Regions from separate parts of the Homo sapiens genome. Here all the other regions are linked to region 2. Evidence: chromatin contacts called from ENCODE Hi-C or POLR2A ChIA-PET data. All regions are on one chromosome and are shown on one strand. Each heading gives the region's core, a stretch centred on a gene start or an enhancer-like site at or near the end of the contact. The rest is flanking DNA. Distances are from core to core; before and after follow the strand shown. Region 1 holds the start of SNHG12 (small nucleolar RNA host gene 12). Region 2 holds the start of ARID1A (AT-rich interaction domain 1A). Region 3 holds the start of TAF12-DT (TAF12 divergent transcript). Region 4 holds the start of ATP5IF1 (ATP synthase inhibitory factor subunit 1).

The links. A loop is a pair of places that touch in the nucleus more often than their neighbours do. ChIA-PET counts read pairs that join two places held with the same protein, here RNA polymerase II (POLR2A). Pooled maps may share reads with other maps.
Region 1: a pooled map shows a loop between it and region 2 (6-fold over the local background). The contact joins the promoter of SNHG12 here to the promoter of ARID1A in region 2. A Hi-C loop is called at or near these places in 4 of 50 pooled maps. POLR2A ChIA-PET finds 5 or more read pairs at or near these places in 2 of 52 experiments (HEK293 and K562).
Region 3: a pooled map shows a loop between it and region 2 (8-fold over the local background). The contact joins the promoter of TAF12-DT here to the promoter of ARID1A in region 2. A Hi-C loop is called at or near these places in 4 of 50 pooled maps. POLR2A ChIA-PET finds 5 or more read pairs at or near these places in 4 of 52 experiments (A673, BJ, CD8-positive, alpha-beta T cell and 1 more).
Region 4: a loop to region 2 is called in a pooled map, with 5 times the contacts of the local background. The contact joins the promoter of ATP5IF1 here to the promoter of ARID1A in region 2. A Hi-C loop is called at or near these places in 9 of 50 pooled maps. POLR2A ChIA-PET finds 5 or more read pairs at or near these places in 3 of 52 experiments (T-cell and activated naive CD4-positive, alpha-beta T cell).

Annotation. Positions count from the first base shown.
Region 1 is chr1:28,581,408-28,584,647 of GRCh38, reverse strand. SNHG12 (small nucleolar RNA host gene 12) reads left to right here and starts at 1,665. Exons shown (of 6, transcript NR_146382.1): 1 at 1,665-2,558. RefSeq lists an enhancer at 2,498-3,240.
Region 2 is chr1:26,693,954-26,697,264 of GRCh38, reverse strand. ARID1A (AT-rich interaction domain 1A) reads right to left here and starts at 1,250. Exons shown (of 20, transcript NM_006015.6): 1 at 1-1,250. The coding sequence starts at 861. It overlaps LOC124900417 (translation initiation factor IF-2-like), which reads left to right and starts at 860. Exons shown (of 2, transcript XM_047439473.1): 1 at 860-1,048; 2 at 1,300-3,311. The coding sequence starts at 860. The coding sequence ends at 1,986. LOC101928728 (a long non-coding RNA gene) reads left to right here and starts at 3,134. Exons shown (of 1, transcript NR_135804.1): 1 at 3,134-3,311. RefSeq lists silencers at 1-236, 287-616, 987-1,146, 1,237-1,566 and enhancers at 545-1,480, 1,481-2,417.
Region 3 is chr1:28,641,374-28,644,617 of GRCh38, reverse strand. It overlaps TAF12-DT (TAF12 divergent transcript), which reads right to left and starts at 1,362. Exons shown (of 2, transcript NR_146730.1): 1 at 855-1,362. TAF12 (TATA-box binding protein associated factor 12) reads left to right here and starts at 1,551. Exons shown (of 6, transcript NM_005644.4): 1 at 1,551-1,626. RefSeq lists a silencer at 1.
Region 4 is chr1:28,234,445-28,237,455 of GRCh38, reverse strand. It overlaps ATP5IF1 (ATP synthase inhibitory factor subunit 1), which reads right to left and starts at 1,332. Exons shown (of 3, transcript NM_016311.5): 1 at 1,186-1,332; 2 at 1,004-1,095. The coding sequence starts at 1,272. RefSeq lists enhancers at 1,074-1,133, 1,927-2,433 and a silencer at 1,870-2,094.

The DNA of each region.
Region 1 (3,240 bases), core at 416-2,915, 1.9 Mb before region 2:
TTATTTTTAAAGGCAGGGTCTCACTTTGTTGCCCAGGCTGACCTCCAGCTCCTGGACAGAAGTGATCCTCCTGTTTCAGCTTCCCAAGTAGCTGGACTACAGGTGATCCACTGCATCTGCCTTAATATAATATGTATATCTATCTATCTATATATACACACACATAGATATAGATAGATATATATAGATATATTTTTTGAGAGGGAGTCTCGCTGTATCACCCAGGCTGGAGTGCAGTGGCATGATCTTGGCTCACTGCAACCTCTGCCTCCCAGGTTCGAGCGATTCTTATGCCTTAGCCTCCCAAGTAGCTGGGACTGTAGATGAGTGTCACCATGCCTGGGTAATTTTTTTTTTTTGTATTTTTAGTAGAGATGGGGTTTTGTCATGTTGGCCAGGCTGGTCTCTAGTTCCTGATGTCAGGTAATCCACCTGCCTTGGCCTCCCGAATTGGTGGGAGCTACTGCGCCTGGGAGATATACATTTTTTCTTAATGGTTTTTTGACAGCTTTATTGAGGCATAATTGACACAGAATAAACTGCACAAGCCTGGGCGAAAAAGCGAGACTTCATCTCCAAAAAAAAAAAAAAAAGTTTAATAATTTTACTTTTTTTCTTTTTTTTTTGAGACGGAGTCTCGCTCTTGTCGCCCAGGCTGGAGTGTAATGGCTCCATCTTAGCTCACTTCAACCTCCGCTTCCCAGGTTCAAACGATTCTCCTGCCTCAGCCTCCCAAGTAGCTGGGATTACAGGCGCCTGCCACCACGCCCAGCTAATTTTTGTATTTTTAGTAGAAACGGGTTTTCACCATGTTGGCTAGGCTGGACTTGAAATCCTGACCTCAGGTTATCTGCCCCCTCGGACTCCCAAAGTGCTGGAATTACAGGTGGGAGCCACCGCGCCCAGCATAATTATTAAGCTTTTAAAGCGTAAACAAACGGCCGGGCGCGGTGGCTCGTGCCTGTAATCCCAGCACTTTGGGAGGCCGAGGCGGGTGGATCACGAGGTCAGGAAATCGAGACCATCCTGCCCAACATGGGGAAACCCTGTCTCTACTAAAAATACAAAAAATTAGCCGGGCGTGGTGGCGGGCGCCTGTAATCCCAGCTACTTGGGAGGCTGAGGCAGGAGAATGGCGTGAACCCGGGAGCGGGAGCTTGCAGTGAGCTGAGATGGCGCCACTGCACTCCAGCCTGGGCGACAGAGCAGCTCCGTCTCAAGAAAAAAAAAAAAAAGCATAAACTACAAAAAAAAAAATTGACTCTTAGACTTCATAAAAATTAAAAAACTTTTAGCAGGCTGGCTGGCGTGTGGAGACCAGACTGTCGGGAGCAACAGCAGGATCTGGGAGATAAGAGACTATTGCTATCATCTGGGTCAACGATTAGGGTAACATCAGTGGAAGGGGTAAGAAACAGTCAGATTATTGATACATTTTAAAGGTAGAGCACACAGGAGTTGCTGATGGCTTGGACATGTGATGTTAGAGAAAGAGAGGAGTCCAGGACCACAGGCATGCGCCCCCACGACCTGCTAAAGTAGTACTTACTTTTTATTTTATTTTATTTTTTTGAGACAGAGTCTCGTTCTGTTGCCCAGGCTAGAGTGCAGTGACGCGATCTCGGCTCTCTGCAAGCTCCGCCTCCCGGGTTCACGCCATTCTCCTGCCTCAGCCTCCCGGGTAGCTGGGACTACAGGCGCCCGCGACCACGCCCGGCTAATTTTTTTTTGTATTTTTTTTTAGTAGAGACCGGGTTTCGCCGTGTTAGCCAGGATGGTCTCGATCTCCTGACCTCGTGATCCACCCGCCTTGGCCTCCCAAAGTGCTGGGATTACAGGCGTGAGTAACCGCACCCGGCAGTAGTACCTACTTTTTAAAGTGTAAGCAAGGAAAGTTGGCCCGCACCTGTAGTCCCATCTACCTGGGAGGCTGAGGTGGAAGAATTGCTTGAGCCCAGTTGGTCGAGGCTGCAATGAGCCTTGATCACGCCACTGCACTCCAGCCTGGGCAACAGAACAAGACCCTGTCTCAAACAAAAAAGTGTATGTAAGAATAAAAATTAATAGATTAGGCACAGGATGGGTGTTTAATTCTCGGCAATCACCACTAAGTTTTCATACTGAGGCTTATTCATTCCATGGGCAAAACATTGCGCTATGTGTGGTGCCTGGGGTGGGCTCCAAATTCCAGTCCTCTCCTCGCTTGCGATAGCTGTGTGATCCATTCCTAAGTTTCCTTATTTGTCCACAGAGCGTACACAGGGTTTTTATGAAAACTAGATCAGATAATCAGACACAGTTAAAATAGCACGCGCTCAGTAAAATTACATATTAGTGGAAGAGACAAGCCTTGAATAAATCGCCTTTCGGGGAGTATGACCCCCTCCCCGAAACCCACTCAGGCGCTGCTCGCTCGCACGCCCACTGAGCTCGGAGCGGAGCCCGAGCCCTTTCCCAGCACACAGGGTTCATTTCCAGACTGAAAGACATCCCAGAGACAACTCCAGAGGCCAAGGCGGGTCGGCTTCCTGCGTGGGCCCAGCGCCGGGCACTGAAAGGTGAAGGCGCTTCTTCCGCTCGGAGGAAAGCCTCTGGCGGTTCTCGCTTCGCGGGCTCGGGATGGACACGCGCGTAGGGCTGGGGAGGTGACGCGCGGACAACGCCGGGGCGAGCAAACTACAACTCCCAGGCAGCTGTGCGCCACGCGGGCGGCCTACTGTCGGGTGTGGCCGCGAGGGGCGGCCTATATAAGCTCTTGCTCGCGGCTTCAGCGCCCTTTCTCCCCGCCGCATTCCCGGTGTCGACTTACTAGCTGCAAGCCTCTGCCTGCCTTCCTGCGCGCCGTTCCCCGCTAGTCGCTGCTGCTGGCGCGCACTCGCCGGGTTTTTCCTCCCACGGCCTCGAGATGGTGGTGAATGTGGCACGGAGGAGCCGGGCCTTCCAACCCGGTGGGCCCGAGCTCCGAAAGGCCCCCTCGGCAGTGAGAGGGGCGGGAGCCCGCGGGGGCCGCGCCCTTCTCTCGCTTCGGACTGCGCAACGCTGCGCTCTGGGCTGACAGGTGAGTGTTGCAGGCAGGCGGCCGGGTTTACGGAAGGGGTGGGGGTTTGGGAACCGGTCTCCTGGGGGATGCGGGGATGAATCCCTGGGCCTGAAGTGTCTTAATTCAGGGGGAGGCCGCATGCTGGTGTCAGGATGGCCTCCAGTTGAATCTGTGACATTTACCAGCTAGGTGATTTTGGG
Region 2 (3,311 bases), core at 1-2,500:
GGGAGTTCCCCCGCCGGCCGCGGAGGGGCCGCCTCCCCCCATGGCCCCGAAGCGCTGCTGAGCGAAGGACGAAGACGACGAGGAGGCGGAGGCGCTGGAGGAGGGAGGCGGCTTGGAGCCGGCAGCCGCCGCCGCGCCGGAGCCCGGAGTGCCACCTCTCGGGGAGCTCAGCGCGTAGGCCGGGGCGGGCGGGGGGTAGGCGCTGCGGTTGGGGTAGTAGGAGTTGTACTGGTGGTTGGGGAAGCCGTGGTCGTGAGAGTTCTGCTGGGGCCCCGCGTAGGGCTCCAGGCCCCCGCCGCCGCCGCTCTGCAGCGCTGCCAGGCCAGGGCTTTGTTGTCCGCCATGTTGTTGGTGGAAGACGGCGGCCGCGGCGGCGGCGACGGCAGACGGGCTCCGGCCGTAGGGTTGCCCGAAGCCGTAGGCTGGGGGCGGCAAGGCGGCCGCGGCTGAGTGAGGAGGCGCCCCCACCCCATCGCTGCTGCCGCCACCGCCGCCGCCGGGCGGCTCCGTGAGGTTATTGTTCAGGGCGGGCCTAGGGCCCGCGTTCCCGTTCGAGTTCTTCAGGTCCGGCTCCGCGCCGGGCCCGCCGCCGCTGCCGGCTCCGCCGCCGCCGCCACCCCCATTGCTCTCGGCCCCGTCCTGCAGCTCCTTTCCCAGCGGCTGCGGCGGCCCCACGGCGGGGCCCTCGCTTTCCTGCCCGGCGGCTGCCTTCATTTCCCCGCGCTCGGCCGCTGCCGCCGCCGCCGCCTCGCCCCCCGCCTCCTCCCGCTGCTGCTGCTCGGCTTTCTTCAGCTCCGAGGGCGGCGGCGGCGGCGGGTTGCCCAGGCTGCTGGCGGCGGCGGGGGCGACCTGCGCGGCCATGATCCCCGCTGTCTCGTCCGCGGAGAGACCCGGCCCTGTCTTCGTCTTCTCCCCCCCTCCCACCCCGCCCCGGGGCCCAGTCCCCCGGGCTGCCCTCCCCACCCGCCCGGGCGGGCCTCGCGGGGCTCCGCTGCTGCGCTGCGCTCGCTCCTCTCCCCCCCGCCCCGCCGGCTCAGGCTCCGGGCTGGCGGCGGCGGAGGAGGAGGAGGCGGCGGCGGCGGCCGAGGCGCCGGCGGCTCAGCTGCTCCCGGCTCTGTAGGCTCGGGACCCGGCTCTCCCGGCTCATTCCCCCCAAGCCCTTGCCTGGGAATGAGGGGGGCGGTGGAGGCTCCGCTCCCCAGGGCCTGGCCCCGCTGTGACTCTCCGCTTTCTGCTGCCGGAGAAAGGAGGAGGGAGGGAGGGAGGGAGGCGAGGGGGAGGGGGCGGGGAGGGAGGGAGGGAGCGGGGGGAGGGGGACCCGGGACGGGCGGGCTGGAGGGCGCGCGGCAGCAGCCGGGGCGCCGGGAGCCAGAGTCAGAGCGCGGGCCGAGCCCGGCGCCCTGCCTCCCCTCGCCAGCTGCGGCTTGGGTCGAGGCTGCTGCGCGGCAGCGGGCGGGCGAGCAAGCGGTCGGCCGGACTGAGCGGCTAGAGCGCCCCACTCTCCTCCGAGTCCCCCTCACTCCGACACGAGGCTCAGCACTGCCATTTTACCCAGCGCCGTCGCGGCCGCCTGGCAAACCCGGAGTGGAGAGCGGAGCGGGCGCAGGCCGTGGAACGGACTCGCTCCCTTCCCTTCACAAAGGAGGAGGGGAGAGAACAAGCCGCGGCGGCGGCAGGCCCTCAGCCGCTTTCGCTAGGCAGCGCCGCCGCCGAAGGCTTCGGAGAAAACCCGGCCCGGAGCCCGCGCATCTCTGGAGCCTGCGCCGCCTCCCTCCCGGCGTCCCTATCCAGGTCTGTCCCCTCCCGGCCGTACCGAGGGGAGCGGGCAGCGTGAACTTTACCCGCGGCTGCAAAATTGGCCAGAGCCTGAGACCGCGGCCGCCTCGGCCCAGCCCTGACCCCCTGGCAGCGGGCCCGGTCCGTTGGCTGCTGCTTAGCACCTCTACAGCACTTTTCGTCTTCAAAGCCTTCTACGGACCCCGCTAAAGACCCAACCTTTTTTACCCTCTTTGCAAGCCCGAAAGAATGACTGATCATTGTTCAGACGATTCGTTTCCCACTCGCCTGCCCTCATTAGCCGGTCCTTACAAGGCTCTGGGGGCATGAGGTCCGGATTATCCCCATTTTACAGAATTGAAAGAGAGGGGAGGGAACTGCCTGTCACTTAAAGTCAGAGGGCAGAGGAGGGTGACTTTAAAAAGAAGTGGAGTCACCAAAGCTGCCTTCGGTCTACTTGCCTTTAAAAAAAAAAAAATCAAGTTGTGAGCACATTCAACAATGGGATCAGAATATCAAAATGGATTTGAAGTCAAAACTGATCATCTCACCACTAACTTAAAATGGAGGCCACTGAAGTTGCTTTAGGAGCATAGAACAGTTACCCAGCAGGAAAACCTAAACACCGTTTCTCACTCCCTCTTAAGAAAACTTAGCCTACCATGACAAGTAGCCCCAGTCTCCAAAGACAGTACCTTCTAATACTGAAAACCCACAGAAGAGGCTCCAGGGACTGCAGGAACCTGAGTGTTCAAACCATTACAGAAGAGAGATGCAGAAAATGGAAACCATTTTCTCCTTGAAGAAAAGGCACAGTCCAACAAGTCACTTAGAAAATGGATGCTTGTCAGATTTGTTTTCTATCCTGTAGCGTAAAGATTGTTTAAAGTTTACCATTACATTCTAAGAGACCCCGATTGAGCTGGAGTTGGGTAGAAGGCCAGGTTTATCTGAAAAGATCGACATACACAGAAAGCTCCAGTGTTCTCCTGATCTACAGGCCCCACCAAATCCCAGCAGCAGCCTTTTCTTCCTCAGGCTGACTTGGAATGTTCTGATATGACAGGCTACAAAAGCCAGAGGGGATTCCAGCTCCTCACCAGACCCAAGGCTGCCTTGGGAAAGGCCCAGGCCAGTGTTCCTAGACACCAGGATCTCTTTTCCCCCTCAGATTTTGTAAAGGGAGACTTCATGGCCACAGGAGCATTATCTTAGATTATGCAGGACCCGGGAGTGCTGGCAATGTCCCTGGTCACTATGAATAATTCCAAAGCCTGAACTCATTTCTCTCCCCAAGAAAACTTACTGCATCCTACACCAGAAAGGCAAAACCTTCCTGTTAATCTAAGAGTGATGAGATTTAAAAAAAAAAAAAATCCCACAGTTTTATTCTTCTCCCCTCCCCCGGCCTCAAGCCAAGAACCAAACCAGCCTACCAAGAAGATCCGACTGACTGGTATGGGCCAGTGCCCTCTTTTCACTCACAGTCCTCAGGGGCAACAACTCTCCCCGGTGCATTAGGTCCTAGAAACCAA
Region 3 (3,244 bases), core at 113-2,612, 1.9 Mb before region 2:
CTGTTTCCCACTCTAGGTTGCAAACTTTCTAAGGACAGAGATCATCCGTCTTAGCCACCAGTTATGTACTCAGCACATAGCAAAAGGCTTGTCACACAATGAGACTCAAACACTTGTCAAATGAACGTATATACATTCAACCTGGGTCTTAAAAAAGATGTATAGGCATTCAACAACAAAAAGTGGTATGCCGGACCCTAAAAAGAATGGAGAGCAGTGGCAAGGAAATAAGGCTAGGAATACAGCTTAGAGCCCAATGTTCATGAGGACTTGAATCTGAGAATTTGGATTGGGTGGCAGTGTAGAGGGTGGACTGGGAACGTGGTAGGATGAGGATTAGGAAGATATAAAGACAGGGCAGGATGCCGCACCAATCTGGGCACCTCTTCCTAATTTCTATGTGGCTCACTCTGGCCTGTCACAGCTCTTTATACAATTTTTGGTGTGTTTGTGGGTTCTTCTCCATCTTACTGTGAACCTTACAGATGCTGGAATTGGGTCTTACTTGCATGCCTAACATTCCAGCATACAGTAAAAAATAACAGCTGTTCTCTTTTTTTTTTTTTTGAGACAGAGTCTCGCTCTGTCGCCCAGGCTGGAGTGCAGTGGCGCGATCTCGGCTCACTGCAACCTCCGCCCCTCCAGGTTTAAGCAGTTCTCTGCGTCAGCCTCCGGAGTAGCTGCGATTACAGGCGCATGCCACCACGCCCGGCTAATTTTTTGTATTTTTAGTAGAGACGGGGTTTCACCATCTTGGCCAGACTGGTCTTGAACTCTTGACCTCGTGATCCACCCTCCTCGGCCTCCCAAAGTGCTGGGATTACAGGCGTGAGCCACATAACAGCAGTTCTCACCAAGCATCTGACAGCCGAAAAACTGAAAGCATTAGAGAATGCTACAGGACAGGCTTTGGCTTAGTAGTGAGTTCTGAGTTCAAGCTGAGGCTCTGCACTTATTAGCTAGAACTTTGCTTAATCTCTCACAGGTCTCCTCTAAATGATTAAATGGCGTAACGGAGGTAAGCGGATTAGCACAATTCCCGGCAAACAGTAAGCACTCAATTGTTACTACTGAATTGCCAGTTCACAGGCACAACCAACCGATCTCTCTCATCTCCTGGTTCCTCTGTTGCCAACTTCCTCGTTGAGGTCCAACAGGATACCTGTGGGGTAATGTGTCCCAGATGATATCCCAGTCCTGACACCAAGACAAAGGCACCAACCAAAAATGGCGACCTCAAAGCCATCCGAGGGCGTCAATTACCCGTCATGCTACCGATAGATAAATAAGCAGCGTCGGGAAGAAAAGCTAGTGAAGGATTCTTAACGCCGGGTTGGAATACGCAGAGCTCGCTCATGCTGCCACTCAACCACAAGCAGTTAAAAGCGCAAGCTGCAGGGTGTACCTACACACAGCTCAATATCGCCACCACGTGTCGGAGGGCAGTCTGCGCCTGCGCAAGCGAGGCGCGCGCCCGCCGGCCGGAAGAGCCGCGCGTTTCCGGGTTGGAGGCGGGGAGCGGTGCCGGAAGTAGTCGGGGAGGGCCGCGCAGTCGGACCGGCTGCTGAGACGAACGCTTCACTGGGGCAGTCTCTGCATATCATGGGGAGATAGACGCTGCTGCCTGTGAGTCTTGGGCCCTGGCAGTTGAGGAACAAGAGCGGGAGGAGGGAGTCAGGACCCAGACCTACAGTGGGTCAGTGTTCGAAGGACCAGGTTGTGGACGAGACGGGGCTGTGAGGATTCAGGCTCTTGGGAAGGGACTGACTGAGAGGATCAGGCTCGGAGAAGACGCGGCTGTGGGGACCCGGGCTCTAAGACGGGACTTAGGGAACGGGGACGGATGCGAGTTCTCCGGCATCTGAGGGAAAGTGGTCTGAGAGGAGCAGGATTATGAGGACCCGCACTCCTACGAGGAAAGGGTCAGAAAGGAACGGGGCGTGAAGACACAGGCTCCGGAGAGGTAAAAGTGGAGCGGTGAGGACTTGGGCTCCTAAGAGGCAGAAGCGGGACAGTGAAGACCCGGGCTCCTAAGGATTCAGAAACGGGGCAGCGAAGACTTAGGTTCCTGAGGGGCAGAAGCAGACAGAGAAAACTTGAGTTTGGAAGGGAACAGAAGCGGGCAGTGAAGACTGGGGCTTCTTTGGGGACGGGATCCGGGCTTTGAGACTCCGAGTTCCTGAGTCTCGGAACAGGGCTGTGAGTACCCAAGCTCCTAAAAGCCTTGGATCTAAGGGACCATGGATATGAGATCAGCCTACAAAGTAAAGGGAAAGGGTTTGGAAAAGATTTAGTGATCCATTTTTTCACAGTATTCCCTGAACCCAGAGAGATAAAGGACGTATTCAGGGGAAGACAACTTCTCCTTCGCACTGCCTACTTGGCTCTTGGCAAGCTTTTCTTGTGTCAGATACTCAATCTAGGAAGCCCATATGCAAACATCTTCATTTTCTGCTTCATTCTTGGGAATCAGATGTGAAGTTGAAAACAGTTGGAACTCAGTTATGTACTTGATAAGTGCTTTAAATCCCATTCCACTCAACCCTGAATGAGCACAGATCTCTGCATCTCAAATAAAAGAATGTCAGTGATGGAAGAGTCCCAAAAGATCATCTTTTAAAAACTCCTATTTTACATTTAAGAAGGCTAAGGTTCAAAGAGGCTTAGGATTACAGTGAGGCAATGGTTAGTTAGATCATAATTTTAATACAGTACCCTTCTGTGCGTAGCAAATGAGATGCTTGGTTAATGTTCCTTAAATGCTTCTAGAATCTTTGCTTTATCTTCAAACTCAGGAGGGAATTTTTTTTTTTTTTTTTTTTTTGAGACAGGTTCTCTCTCTGTCGCCCAGTCTGAAGTGCAGCGGCTCAGTCTTGGCCCCGTGCACCTCCAACCTCCTAGGCTCAAGCAGTCTTCCCACCTATACCTCCTGAGTAGCTGGAACTACGGGCGTGTGCCACCACGCCCTGCTAATTTTTAAATTTTTTGTAGAAACAGGGTCTCACTATATTGCCCAGGCTGGTCTCAAACTCCTAAGCTCAAGTGATCCTCCCACCTTGGCCTCCCAAAGTGCTGGGATTACAGGCATGAGTCACCTCACCCCCCTTGCAGTTTTTGTTTTTGTTTTGTTTTGTTTTGTTTTTTTGAGACAGAGTCACCCAGGCTGGAGTGCAGTGGCACGATCTCGGCTCACTGCAATCTCTGCTTCCCCAGTTCAAACGATTCTCCTGCCTCAGCCTCTCAA
Region 4 (3,011 bases), core at 83-2,582, 1.5 Mb before region 2:
CCAATCTGTCTAGAGCTTTCTTTGCCTATAGAAATGAATGGCCCACTGTAAGGCCAATAAAGGGTCTCTTGCATGCGCAGTACTTGGCAGTTCAATTTAGGTTCCAAGAAGGGACTGGATTACAATGTTGGTTTGGTCACATTTAGGCCTCAGTTTTCCTTAACTACAAAATGTAGGGGCTCAATTAGATAGTCTCTAACGGCTGTACCTTGGCTCTCTATACGGTATGGCAGGTGTCATGGTGATAATTCTCAACAGAAGGCAGAAGTGAAAGGCCAAAGGACAAGCAAAAGCAAGATTAATTCCTCACTGCTCTCCAGAGTGGACAGAAGTCAGTTAAAGATAACTCAAGGCTGGCAAAGGGAGGCCCAGCCCACTCCATACTCCTAAGCAGGAGAGGGAAATCTACAGGTCTAGGTTGGGCTGAGTAGGGCAAAAGCCTTTAGAAGATGGTGTCCAACCATAAGTAGCTCCCATGACCAGCTCCCATCATCCTCACTCTTGCGGAGTCGGGGGTCTAGAAACACCTGAGAAGCCTGAATGCATGCAGGCTTGCAAAGCTAAGGCGTGCTGGCGAGGAAGGAGAGCGTAGAGGGGGTGACAGGTGGGTAAGGGCCGAGGGAGTCAGGCTGGGAGGCAAACGTTGGGCGGTCGGATCTAGACACTGTGCGAAGAATCTGGGGGTGTTTCGCACGACCTGAGGAGAACTCCACGCGGGAGATGGTAATGATAAAGGAGGAGTTGAGCCGTGGGTTGTTTTGGAGACCCGCCGGTGGAAACGGTTTGGGGGCCTGAAACTGTTGTGCAGGTAACTGGGAGTGCCCTATACGTGGCAACGGTCGGGACATCAAGGGTTAGGGTATACTGGATTGGGGCCCGGGAGTTCTGTTGGGGGATGGGGCGCCCAAGGCACCAGGTAGGAACGGGTGGGGCGATTGGCAGTTTAAGGATTGGAAGGCCATTGGGAGATCCAGGGCTGGACTTGGGACCCGGTGAGCCTCACCGGAAATATCGTTCCTCTTCAGCCTGCTCTCTCTTTCCGAAGGCCCCACCGGCTTCCCGGATGGAGCCCGCGCCCCGGTCGACATTCTCGGACTGCAGAGAGACAGGGACACTGGTAAAGGTACGGAAGCAAAGATGGGATCCGCCCGCGGGGCTGGAGCAGCGGACACTGCCGCAGCGTACCTGATCCGAGCCGAAGCCTCGGGCTTGCATGGTCCTCACGCCCCACACGCCAAGCCACGTCCGCGCCGCCAACGCCGTCACTGCCATTGCTGCTGGAGCTGCACCTCTGGCGTCTCTGCCGCAGCAAGCAGTCTCTCGTTACGCGCTAATGGCAGGGACGGCCAAGCACCCAATCTGGTCGACGGAGGGGCGGATGAACACAGGAGTAGCGAATCACGGGAGAGCGGAGGCGGGCTTCCCGGAGCTCACAGCGAATCCCGAGCAAGAGACGGGTTTCTTCTTAGCCAACCGCTAGCAAGGGCTTAGGGCCAAAGGACTGGAAAGAGGAATGATGGAGGAGTTTAGAGAGCTGAGTGAGGAGAGTGCCAGAAGCCGAAATTTCGGCTCTTGGACCCATCAGAATGAGGCGTGGCGTCCACCTCCAGCCCACGATTTCAATTCTAAAGTCGTTATTATTCAAAGCCCAAAGGAAGTTTTCCCTTCCCTGGCCTGCTAGCATCAATAAAATGGGGGAATTCGGGGTTTGGGAGCTGTGTCCAGGATGCTGATGTCCAGGATACCGACGTCCAATGTGCCCTGGCTTAGATATACATAAATCGCGTTCATTTGTTATGAGAAGTGTCAGTGTTCTGGCTGGGCGCGGTGGCTCACGCCTGTAATCCCAACACTTTGGGAGGCCGAAGTGGGTGGATCACCTGAGGTCCGGAGTTCGAGACCAGCCTGGCCAACATGGGGAAACCCCGTCTCTACTAAAAATACAAAAATCAGCCGGGTGCGGTGGCACGCGACTGTAATCGCAGCTACTCAGGAGGCTGAGACAGGAGAATTGGCTTGAACCCGGGAGGCGGAGGTTGCAGTGAGCCGAGATTGCGCAACTGCACTCCAGCCTGGTGACAAAGCGAGACTCCGTCTCAAAACAAAAAAAAAAAAAAGAAAACCCAAATTATAACTTGACCACCTCAGGCACAGTTTCCTAGGACCTCTTGAGGCTGTGTTTCCCCAAGCTATGGTCACTCATCTTGGCTCAGAATAAACCTTTTAAAAATATTTTAGTTTGTTTTTTTCGTTAGCAACATATTGTTGAATGGGCTTAATAACTGCACTTTTGGCAATGTGGTGCAATGCAGTAGAAAAGAGCAGGCCAGGCGCGGTGGCTCACACCTGTAATCCCAGCACTTTGGGAGGCCGAGGCGGGCAGATCACCTGAGGTTGGGAATTCGAGACCAGCTTGACCAACATGGAGAAACCCCATCTCTACTAAAAAAAAAATATGAAAAATTAGCTGGGCATGGTGGCGCATATCTGTAATCCCAGCTACTCGGGAGGCTGAGGCAGGAGAATCGCTTGAACCTGAGAGGCAGGGGGTGCAGTGAGCTGAGATCACGCCATTGCACTCCAGCCTGGTCAACAAGAGAGAAACTGTCTCAAAAATAAATAAATAAAAATAAAAAATAAATTAGCTAGGCGTGGTGGCACATGCCTGTAATCCCAGCTACTTGGGAGGCTGAGGCAGGAGAATGCTTGAACCCGGGAGGCTGAGGTTGCGGTGAGCTGAGATCACGCCATTGCACTGCGGCCTGGGTAACAAGAGCGAAACTCTGTCTCAAAAAAAAAAAAAAAAAAAAAAAAAAAGGATAAGTAGGAGTCTAGGGAAAGCTTGACCTTAACCTCCCTTCATCCATCTAATGAATGTGAACAAGACAACAGTAGTCTTTACTCTCATGAAGTTTATAGCTCTTCTCTAACTCATTTTCTCTTCTCTGTTTCTTCTTTTTTAGATGAGAGAATTGGGCCAGATTATCTACCTGATTGATGATTATAAAAAT